3 separate regions of the Homo sapiens genome follow, and all the other regions are linked to region 2. A link is a contact called in ENCODE Hi-C or POLR2A ChIA-PET data. All regions are on one chromosome and are shown on one strand. The core of a region is the stretch at or near the end of the contact, and the rest is flanking DNA. Distances in the headings are between cores, read along the strand shown. Region 1 holds the start of RNF227 (ring finger protein 227). Region 2 has its middle 19 kb from the start of CNTROB. Region 3 has its middle 13 kb from the start of GUCY2D.

Region 1 (2,827 bases), core at 186-2,685, 35 kb before region 2:
GATGCCTTTCAAATGGCTCTCCCTTCCTACTTTGATAGGCTCTAATTAGGTGCCTCACATAAATGCCCTTTGGAATTTCTGATACCTGCCCTAGCAGGTTGAAGGGAGATTCTGAAATGAAGCAAGGCTCCTAATCATAGTCACAGGCAGGGAGCCATCTCAATTTCTGGAACACAGAACTGGGAGTGGGGAGACAGCAGGCATACCAGCACCCTTACATGCCAGAGAAGTGAGATTAACATGACGCGAAAATTAGCCTCTTCTCTCCCGTTCCATCTTAAAAAAAAAAAAAATTCAAACCATTGACAAAGAATTGCTAAAATGGGACCTGTTGCTCCCACACACCAGAGCCACCCTGGACAAAAGCCAACGTCCCAGCTAAGAAAACAGTCTGTCTTCTTCCCACGGTAACGTAGGCTTTGTTTATATCATCCCTTGGCCACTCCATCCTGAAAATGTAAGACTGGCACAGTCAGTAGATGGGGGCGAGTTCGTCTAGGAGCCTCCCCAACTCAGCATCAACACCTCCCAGGGCGTTCCCTCCTGCCTTCGGCTCATCTCTCTCATCACATGCCAATCCTGGGATCTGAGAGAGAGTAGTCTTGACATCAGCCCCCGCGAGGCTGCAGCTCCCACCTTCCTTCGGCTGTAGCTTCCGAGTTCCTCGGTTACAACGTGCAACGGGTCAGGTGGCCAATGTCCTTGATCTCCGCACAGTAGAGCACTGGGGGAAAGAAGAAGGGTTAGTGGCAGCAGGAGCATGCCAACGAACCTCGGTATTCCTCGGCGCTCTCTCCCCTGCATCCTCCCCGGGCAGCCCCTCACCGTTGCTAGGCAGCGGACGCCGCCAGCGCCGCGCAGGCCCCAGGACCCTGTCCCAGAGCCGCCGGAGCGCGCGCCACCCAGCACTCCTAGGCCCCGCCCCCTTCTCGCTCTCCCCTTCTTCCTCCGCCTCTCCGTCAGCGTCGCTGCTTTCCTTGGCCGGGTTCCCAGCCTCATCTCGTTCGCACTTGGCCCGCGCTTTTTCCTCCAATCGCGACCACAAGTCCGAGTCAAGAGCCATCTCCGTGAGGCCGCCGCGAGGGAGCTGCGAGGGCGCGCGGCAGAAGGGGCACGTGACCACGCGGCGCAGGCGCACCACGCGCGCGGCCGCCCCGCCGCCGTCCCCGCGCGCCGCCAGCTCGCGGAGGCAGGCGGTGCAGATCGTGTGGCCGCAGCGGGCGCGCGCCGTTCCGGGCAGGCGGCGGGGCGCGCGGCACCCGAGGTTGAAAGGACGGTAGCAGATGTTGCAGTCCAGCTCGCCCCGCTCCGGAAGAGAGGGTACCCTCACCAAGAGCTGCATCGTGCCCGCCGCGGACTCGAGGACGTCGCTAACGCGGCCAGCTCCGTGAACAGAACGAGCACACTCTCCTGGGGCCGGGTCGGGTCCTGGGGCCGGCGCCGCGGCCTCTTTCCCCTTTAAATAGGGGAATAAGTGAGGCCCCACCCTTCGGAGCGTCACGCCTTGATCGGGCCGCTCCCTGTGGCGGCACGTGTGGGGGCGGTGGAGGCTTGAGGCCGGGAATGACAGCAATGATGGAGTCGGGGAGGCGGCCCAGGCCATGCCAGGACCGGAGCCCTGGGGGCCAAAGCACCCATTCCTCCCTACTCCCGGGGGAGCGGGGTGGGGCTTTCCTTCTTCCCCCAACGCAACGCCAGCGCTCCTTAATTCTACCATGTACAAAGCCCCGGGTCTCTCTCTGCGCCTGAGCCCTCAGTCACTGGCACAAGTCTCTAAAGCCCCCTCCGCCTATTCAGTTGCTCGCAGTTAGTTTCACAATCCCACCCAGTTTCCAAACACGGCCCGTTCTGCCCAACCTTTAGTGGTCCCTGGGCCTTTGAATCGATTTTGCCCTCAATTCTCATTATAGATGACCTCTCTGTGTTGTTTGTAAGGCTGGCTTCCTAAACTTCATTCTCCCCAAACTGCTTAACTCTCAGCTGGTATCTCAGCCTAAGGAGGGACCTAGATGCCAGGACCATGGCTTTAGGAATGCTGGGAATCCTTTCCTTCCGGAGGCCTGGACACCCACACATCGTGATGGCCCCAGCAAAGCTCCCCAGCATAAGTTCTGACTCAGGGGTCTGACTTCTCCCACTGGTAAACAGGACATGGTACTCACAACCCACATTCCCCTCATGGTGCCACACCCACACACAGCTGCCTCCTCACCCTCCTCTCCTGGACCTGCAGCCCAGGTTCTGTTATGGAGGGTGATAACACAGTCTAGAGCCAGCTGGCTTGAGTTCAGATCCTAGCTTCCACCTCTTACTAGTTGTGACACTTTGAGCAAGTTACTTAATTTCTCTGGGCCTTGGTTTCCTAGTTTTAAAAATGTGGATAATAATAATGAGGACTGAATGAACTTATATGTGTAAGGTGCTTCAAATGGTGTCCAGTACACAGTAAAACACCAGGTAAGTACTATATTAGCTACTATTGTTATCCTGTGCCCCCAGCCTATACTGAATTCACATTAACTTCTGAGTACCCAACATTTTCTTTTTTTTCTTTTTTTTTTTTTTTTGAGACGGAGTCTTGCTGGGTTGCCCAGGCTGGAGTGCAGTGGCACCATCTCGGCTCACTGCAAGCTCCGCCTCCCGGGTTCATGCCATTCTCCTGCCTCAGCCTCCCGAGTAGCTGGGACTACAGGCGCCCACCACCACGCCCAGCTAATTTTTTGTATTTTTAGTAGAGACGGGGTTTCAATGTGTTAGCCAGGATGGTCTCGATCTCCTGACCTGGTGATCCGCCCGCCTCGGCCTCTCAAAGTGCTGGGATTACAGG
Region 2 (2,700 bases), core at 118-2,617:
ACATCCAGAATCTATTAGGAACTTAAATCAACAAACAAAAAACAAATACCTCCATTAAAAAATGGGCAGAGGACCTGAACAGACACTTCGCAAAAGAAGACATGCAAGCAGCCAACAAACATTTGAAAAAATGCTCGTTAATAATCATCAGAGAAATGCAAATCAATTTAATGCAAAACCCCACAATGAGATACCATCTCATACCTATCAGAATGACTATTATTAAAAAGTCAAAAAACAACATGCTGGCGAGGCTGCAGAGAAAAGGGAATGCTTATATAGCTGTCAGTGGGAATGTAAGTTCCGCCACTATGGAAAGCAGTTTAGAGATTTCTCATAAAACTTAAGAGTTACCATTTCACCCAGCGATCACATCACTGGATATATACCCAAAGGAAAATAGGTCATTATTCCAACAAGATACATGCATTTATATGTTCATTACCACACTGTTCTTAATAGCAAAGACATAGAATCAACCTAGATGCCCATCAGGGGTGGATTGGATAAAGAAAATGTACATATACACCATGGAATACCACACAGCCATGAAAAAGAATGAAATAATGTCCTTTGTAGCAACATGGATGGAGCTGAAGGCTATAATCTTAATTAAGCGCGTTAGTGCAGGAACAGAAAACCTCATACTACATGTTCTCCTAAGTGGGAGTAAACATTGAGCACATGTGAACATAGACTTGGGAACAACAGATACTGCAGACTCCCAGAGCAGGGAGGGAGGGAGGGAGGGGGACGCGGGTTGAAACACTACCTAATGGTACTATGCTCACTACCTAGGTGCAATATACCCACGTAACAAACCTGCACATGTATGCCCTGCATCTAAAATAAAAGTTGAAATTGAGGCTGGGTGTGGTGGCTCACACTGTAATCCCAGCACTTTGGAAGGCCGAGGCAGACAGATCACTTGAGGCCAAGAGTTCGAGACCAGCCCGGCCAACATGGTGAAACACTGTCTCTATTAAAAAATACAAAACATTAGCCGGGCATGGTAGTGGGCACCTGTAATCCCAGCTACTTGGGAGGCTGAGGAAGGAGAATCACTTGAACTTGAGAGGCAGAGGTTGCAGTAAGCCAAGATTGTGCCACTGCACTCCAGACTGGGTGACAGAGCAAGGCTCTGTCTGAAAAAAAAAAAAAAAGAGAGTTGAAATTGAAAAAAAATAGACTGCTGGCAAGAAAACTAAACCATGTTTATAAAACTTCCATTTAAATGCTCACTAAAATGGACAAAGAAAAACAATACTAGGGAAGAAAATAACGTAGACATGAAATTTAAAAAGGCCCCAAATTCATGGTACAAACACTGAAAAGCACTCAGTCAAACTGAAACTGGAAGAGGATATCCTACCTTGAGACTCACACGCAGCTCTCAGCTCTGGCACATGGTGCAGGGTAGTGGTGATGGCAGGTACAATTCTGAAAGTGGTGTTGGCAGGTAAGAGGTGGGTGTTTGAGGGACAGAGTTTACCAGATTCTGAGAAGAAGGCAGGGCCCTTCTATCTGACCCTGAGTTATACACATGATAGGATGTGGATTCATAGAGTGTTTTGTACTAATGTTTGCATTTTACTTCCACCTAAGTAACTTTCTAGCCCCCAGGGGACGGGCAAAGGAAGAAAAGGTGAAGATGAATGACCAGACATGTGGGTTGCCCTGCTCAGCTGTGTCAGAACGGCTTGATCCTCAGCCCCGCACAGGACCACTCTCTGGCATGCACCAGCGGAGAAACTGGAGGCACACTGGCGCAGGAGCAGCCCCAGGCTTGAGGGCTTTTCCAGCCCTGTCTGTTTACCCACGTATGGAAATGTTTACTTTTCTATTTTTTACCTTAAATATGTAACACTGGTTTGACCAAACTCTCAGATTCATGGCACACTATCATCATTGGTAGGTGATGGTTTGCTACGGTTTTTAATAGCTGGTAAAGTGAACACCCAGTTCATTCTCCTCATTATCTCCTGGATTCCCGCCTACCGCCATCAGTCAGTATGCCCTACATTTTTCTTGACGTGAAGCACAGCCTGGAGAATATTCCCTGAAACAGCTCTTTAAACGCAATCCAAAAAAGGCATCATGCTGACTTAACCATGTTATGAGGTGAGTAAAACAACGTTGATTTTTAAAACTGTATATATTGGCTGGGTTCGGTGGCTCATGCCTGTAATCCCAGCACTTTGGGAGGCCGAGGTGGGTGGATCACCTGAGATCAGGAGTTTGAGACCAGCCTGGCCAACTTGGCAAAACCCCATCTCTACTAAAAATACAAAAAATTAGCCAGGTGTGGTGGCACATGCCTGTAATCTAAGCTACTCGGGAGGCTGAGGCAGGAGAATCCCTTGAACCTGGGAGGTGGAGGTTGCAGTGAGCCGAGATCGCGCCACTGCACTCCAGCCTGGGCGACAGAGTGAGACTCCATCTCAAAAAATAAATAAATACAAAATAAAACTGTATATATTATATCCACATTAAAATCTGAAGACCACCAAGGAGACTGGGGAGGAAGAGAAAACCCACAGTCAAGCAGTCCCCACTTTTTCCTCCCAGGATCGTCGTGGGAATATGCTGGGGGCGGGGGAATGAAAGATTTTAAGAGTTCATAAAAACTCACTTGCAGAGAAAGTAGGTGCAGCCTTCTTGAAGCTCAGGTTTCACAGGGTGTAGATGGGGGGTTGACCT
Region 3 (2,700 bases), core at 19-2,518, 38 kb after region 2:
GGCCTGCGGCATCTATGCCTGAATCCAGCTGTGCCTGAAGGTAGCGCTGTAGCTCAGGTTTCCAGTTACAAGAACCCATTCAACCTTTCTGCCTTAGCCTGGTTAGTATTGTGGTCCCACTGAACGTACCATTCAGGAGAATCACGTTTAAAAGTGGCACAAGACAAAGACATGAATCTGAATACCTTCAGACATAGTCTACAGCTCCCCCTGGTGGAAAACATTGTTTTTTAGAGTCCAGCTACTAGGCCTTAATTTTTATCCACCACGTGTCCCAATAGTCTGTATATATCTAGGTCAATTTAGAACATCTTTTCTAGTTCAAAAAGCATGTAATTGCTGCTATTTATAATCCTGATCACAGCCCATTCCGGTAATACTTTGTAATTCAGAACTATAATCCCCAACGAAACATGTCCCAGAATCAAGCAGTGAATGTAGAATGTGCTAGATCATTAGGACTCTTTTTTTTTTCTTTTTGAGATAGGGTCTCGCTCTATTGCTCAGGCTGGAGTGCAGTGGTGTGATCAGGTTCACTGCCGTCTCGACCTCCTGGGTTCAATGATCCTCCCGCCTTGGCCTCCCAAAATGCTGGTGATTACAGGCAGGAACCACTGTGCCCAGCCAGGAATCAATGTTTATAATTATCAAAAAAGAGACAAGAAGAAAGGAGGAAACACAAAACCATAATGCGGAAGAATGTTAAAATCCGGTCAAGTATAACTTCATTGATTTCTGGTTTCAAGGATTGTACCCCACAATTGTCTCTTTTCTCCCCACACGTCATGGAAATGATCAGAAAGAAGTAATTGTATGACAGTTTAAAAAATGAACTGTTCCGACCTGGAGCGGTGGCTCACGCCTGTAATCCCAGCACTTTGGGAGGCCGAGGTGGGTGATCACCTGAGGTCAGGAGTTCGAGACCAGCCTGACCAACATGGTGAAACCTCGTCTCTACTGAAAAAAAAAAATGCAAAATTAGCCGGGCATGCTAGCGCATGGCGGAGGTTGCAGTGAGCCGAAATCGCGCTATTGCACTCCAGCATGGGTAACAAGAGCGAAACTCGGTCTCGGAAAAAAAAAAATCTGTTCCAGCAAATGATAAAGCTGGAGAGAATGTTACTAACAGAACTGAAAATCTGAGGAATTTGAGGAAATGTGTTCTTCGTTGAGAGCAAAGTCACGCAGTGCTGAGCTGAGCACCCAGCGCAAAGGAGGGGCTCCCTAAAGGAAGGTGGAAAGGTCTCCCCAGTAGAGCTCCGCCCAGCCCCAGCTCTAAGCAGCGGGCCCCGGGCATCAGGGTTTCAGGGCTGAGGAATGTCCAGCGCCGCCCGATCGCGCCTCGCTTCCTCCATCACTAAACCACCGGGGGACTGACTGCCCGAGGCTGGTGCAGAAGCGGGTGCGGAAGCGGGAGAGGGAACGCGCGTGGCGCTCCAGCCGCCACCCCAACCCTGCCACTTCCGCAGCTGCCCGGGCGCCGCTGCACCCGGACCACTCTGCGGTCTACCCGCTGCGGCCAGAAGAAGAGAGACTCCGGGGAGGGTGGCCCTGCCGCACCCTGGCCTTCACAGAGCAGGGGGCGGAAGAGCCCAGGTGCCCTCGGTGCCTGCGCAACCTGAGCCCCGGCCGCCTCGCGCCTTATCCTTGGGGCTCCCCCTGGCGGCTAAGCCGGTCCCTGCAGGGAAACGTGCCCGTTGTCTCATCTGCATCCACTTAGCACCAAGACGGGGTAGCTGAGGGGGTCGGCGGAAGAGGAGAGGGGAGGCAGCAAAAGATGATCCATGCGGACGACCAGGGAGCCCACACCAGCCTCCAAGCGCGTCAGCCTCCAGCTCCACTCCCCAGGGTGAAGAGTCAACGGACAATCACCCCGAAGTAAGGCCCTACCGCCTCCTGAAAAAGGTGGTTAAAGAAGGGCAATCCGCTAAAGAATAGAGTACACGGGCCGGGCGCGGTGGCTAACGCCTGTAATCCCAGCACTTTGGGAGGCCGAGGCGGGCGGATCACGAGGTCAAGAGATCGAGAGCATCCTGGCGAACACGGTGAAACCCCGTCTCTACTAAAAATACAAAAAATGAGCCGGGCTTGGTGGCGGGCGCCTGTAGTCCCAGCTACTCGGGAGGCTGAGGCAGGAGAATGGCGTGAACCCGGGAGGCGGAGCTTGCAGTGAGCCGAGATAGCGCCACTGCACTCCAGCCTGGGCGGCAGAGCGAGACTCCGTCTCAAAAACAAAAAACAAACAAACAAACAAACAAACGGAATGGAGTACACGAATTATAAGTACAAGAATGTACTTAAAATATTCAAATTAATACCCTCAATAACATTAATGCCAGAATCTTGCATTCACAATAAAAAACTTGGTGTCCAAAATGTGGTACATCCATGCAATGGAGTATTATTCAGCCTCTAACAGGAATGAAATTCTTACACATGCTATAATGTGGGTGGACCCTGAAAACATTACCCTGAGTGAAATAAGCCAAATACGGAAGGACAAATCCTGTATGATTCCACCTCTACGAGGTACTTAGAATAGGTAAATTCATACAGGAGAAAGTAGACTAGAGGGGCCGTCGTTGTTTAATGGGTACAGAGCTTTTGTTGGAGATGGTGAAGAGTTTCAGGTGTAGTGGTGATGGTTACACAAAAATTTTGGCTGTACTTAATGCCACTAAACTGTACACTTAAAAATGG

The links. Hi-C counts contacts between places; a loop is a spot of excess contacts on that map. ChIA-PET counts read pairs that join two places held with the same protein, here RNA polymerase II (POLR2A). Pooled maps may share reads with other maps.
Region 1: a map of naive thymus-derived CD4-positive, alpha-beta T cell shows a loop between it and region 2 (6-fold over the local background). The contact joins the promoter of RNF227 here to the enhancer-like site in region 2. A Hi-C loop is called at or near these places in 2 of 168 maps with a recorded cell type or tissue (naive thymus-derived CD4-positive, alpha-beta T cell and psoas muscle), 4 of 37 single-sample maps with no recorded cell type and 13 of 50 pooled maps. POLR2A ChIA-PET finds 5 or more read pairs at or near these places in 10 of 52 experiments (CD4-positive, alpha-beta T cell, CD8-positive, alpha-beta T cell, H1 and 6 more).
Region 3: a pooled map shows a loop between it and region 2 (4-fold over the local background). The contact joins two enhancer-like sites. A Hi-C loop is called at or near these places in 5 of 168 maps with a recorded cell type or tissue (CD14-positive monocyte, CD8-positive, alpha-beta T cell, left colon and 1 more), 2 of 37 single-sample maps with no recorded cell type and 12 of 50 pooled maps. POLR2A ChIA-PET finds 5 or more read pairs at or near these places in 8 of 52 experiments (AG04449, Caco-2, GM10248 and 4 more).

What each region holds. Positions count from the first base shown.
Region 1 is chr17:7,914,854-7,917,680 of GRCh38, forward strand. RNF227 (ring finger protein 227) reads right to left here and starts at 1,436. Exons shown (of 2, transcript NM_001358699.2): 1 at 826-1,436; 2 at 1-724. The coding sequence starts at 1,342. The coding sequence ends at 669. RefSeq lists an enhancer at 154-1,087 and a silencer at 1,066-1,375.
Region 2 is chr17:7,950,229-7,952,928 of GRCh38, forward strand. No RefSeq gene overlaps it. Among named protein-coding and RNA genes, the nearest start is that of CNTROB, 19 kb to the left of the region's middle. Within about 2 kb of position 1,368, at least 5 of the 41 ENCODE cell types and tissues checked have a DNase peak (open chromatin) inside an H3K27ac peak, as active enhancers do.
Region 3 is chr17:7,988,688-7,991,387 of GRCh38, forward strand. No RefSeq gene overlaps it. Among named protein-coding and RNA genes, the nearest start is that of GUCY2D, 13 kb to the right of the region's middle. Within about 2 kb of position 1,269, at least 25 of the 41 ENCODE cell types and tissues checked have a DNase peak (open chromatin) inside an H3K27ac peak, as active enhancers do.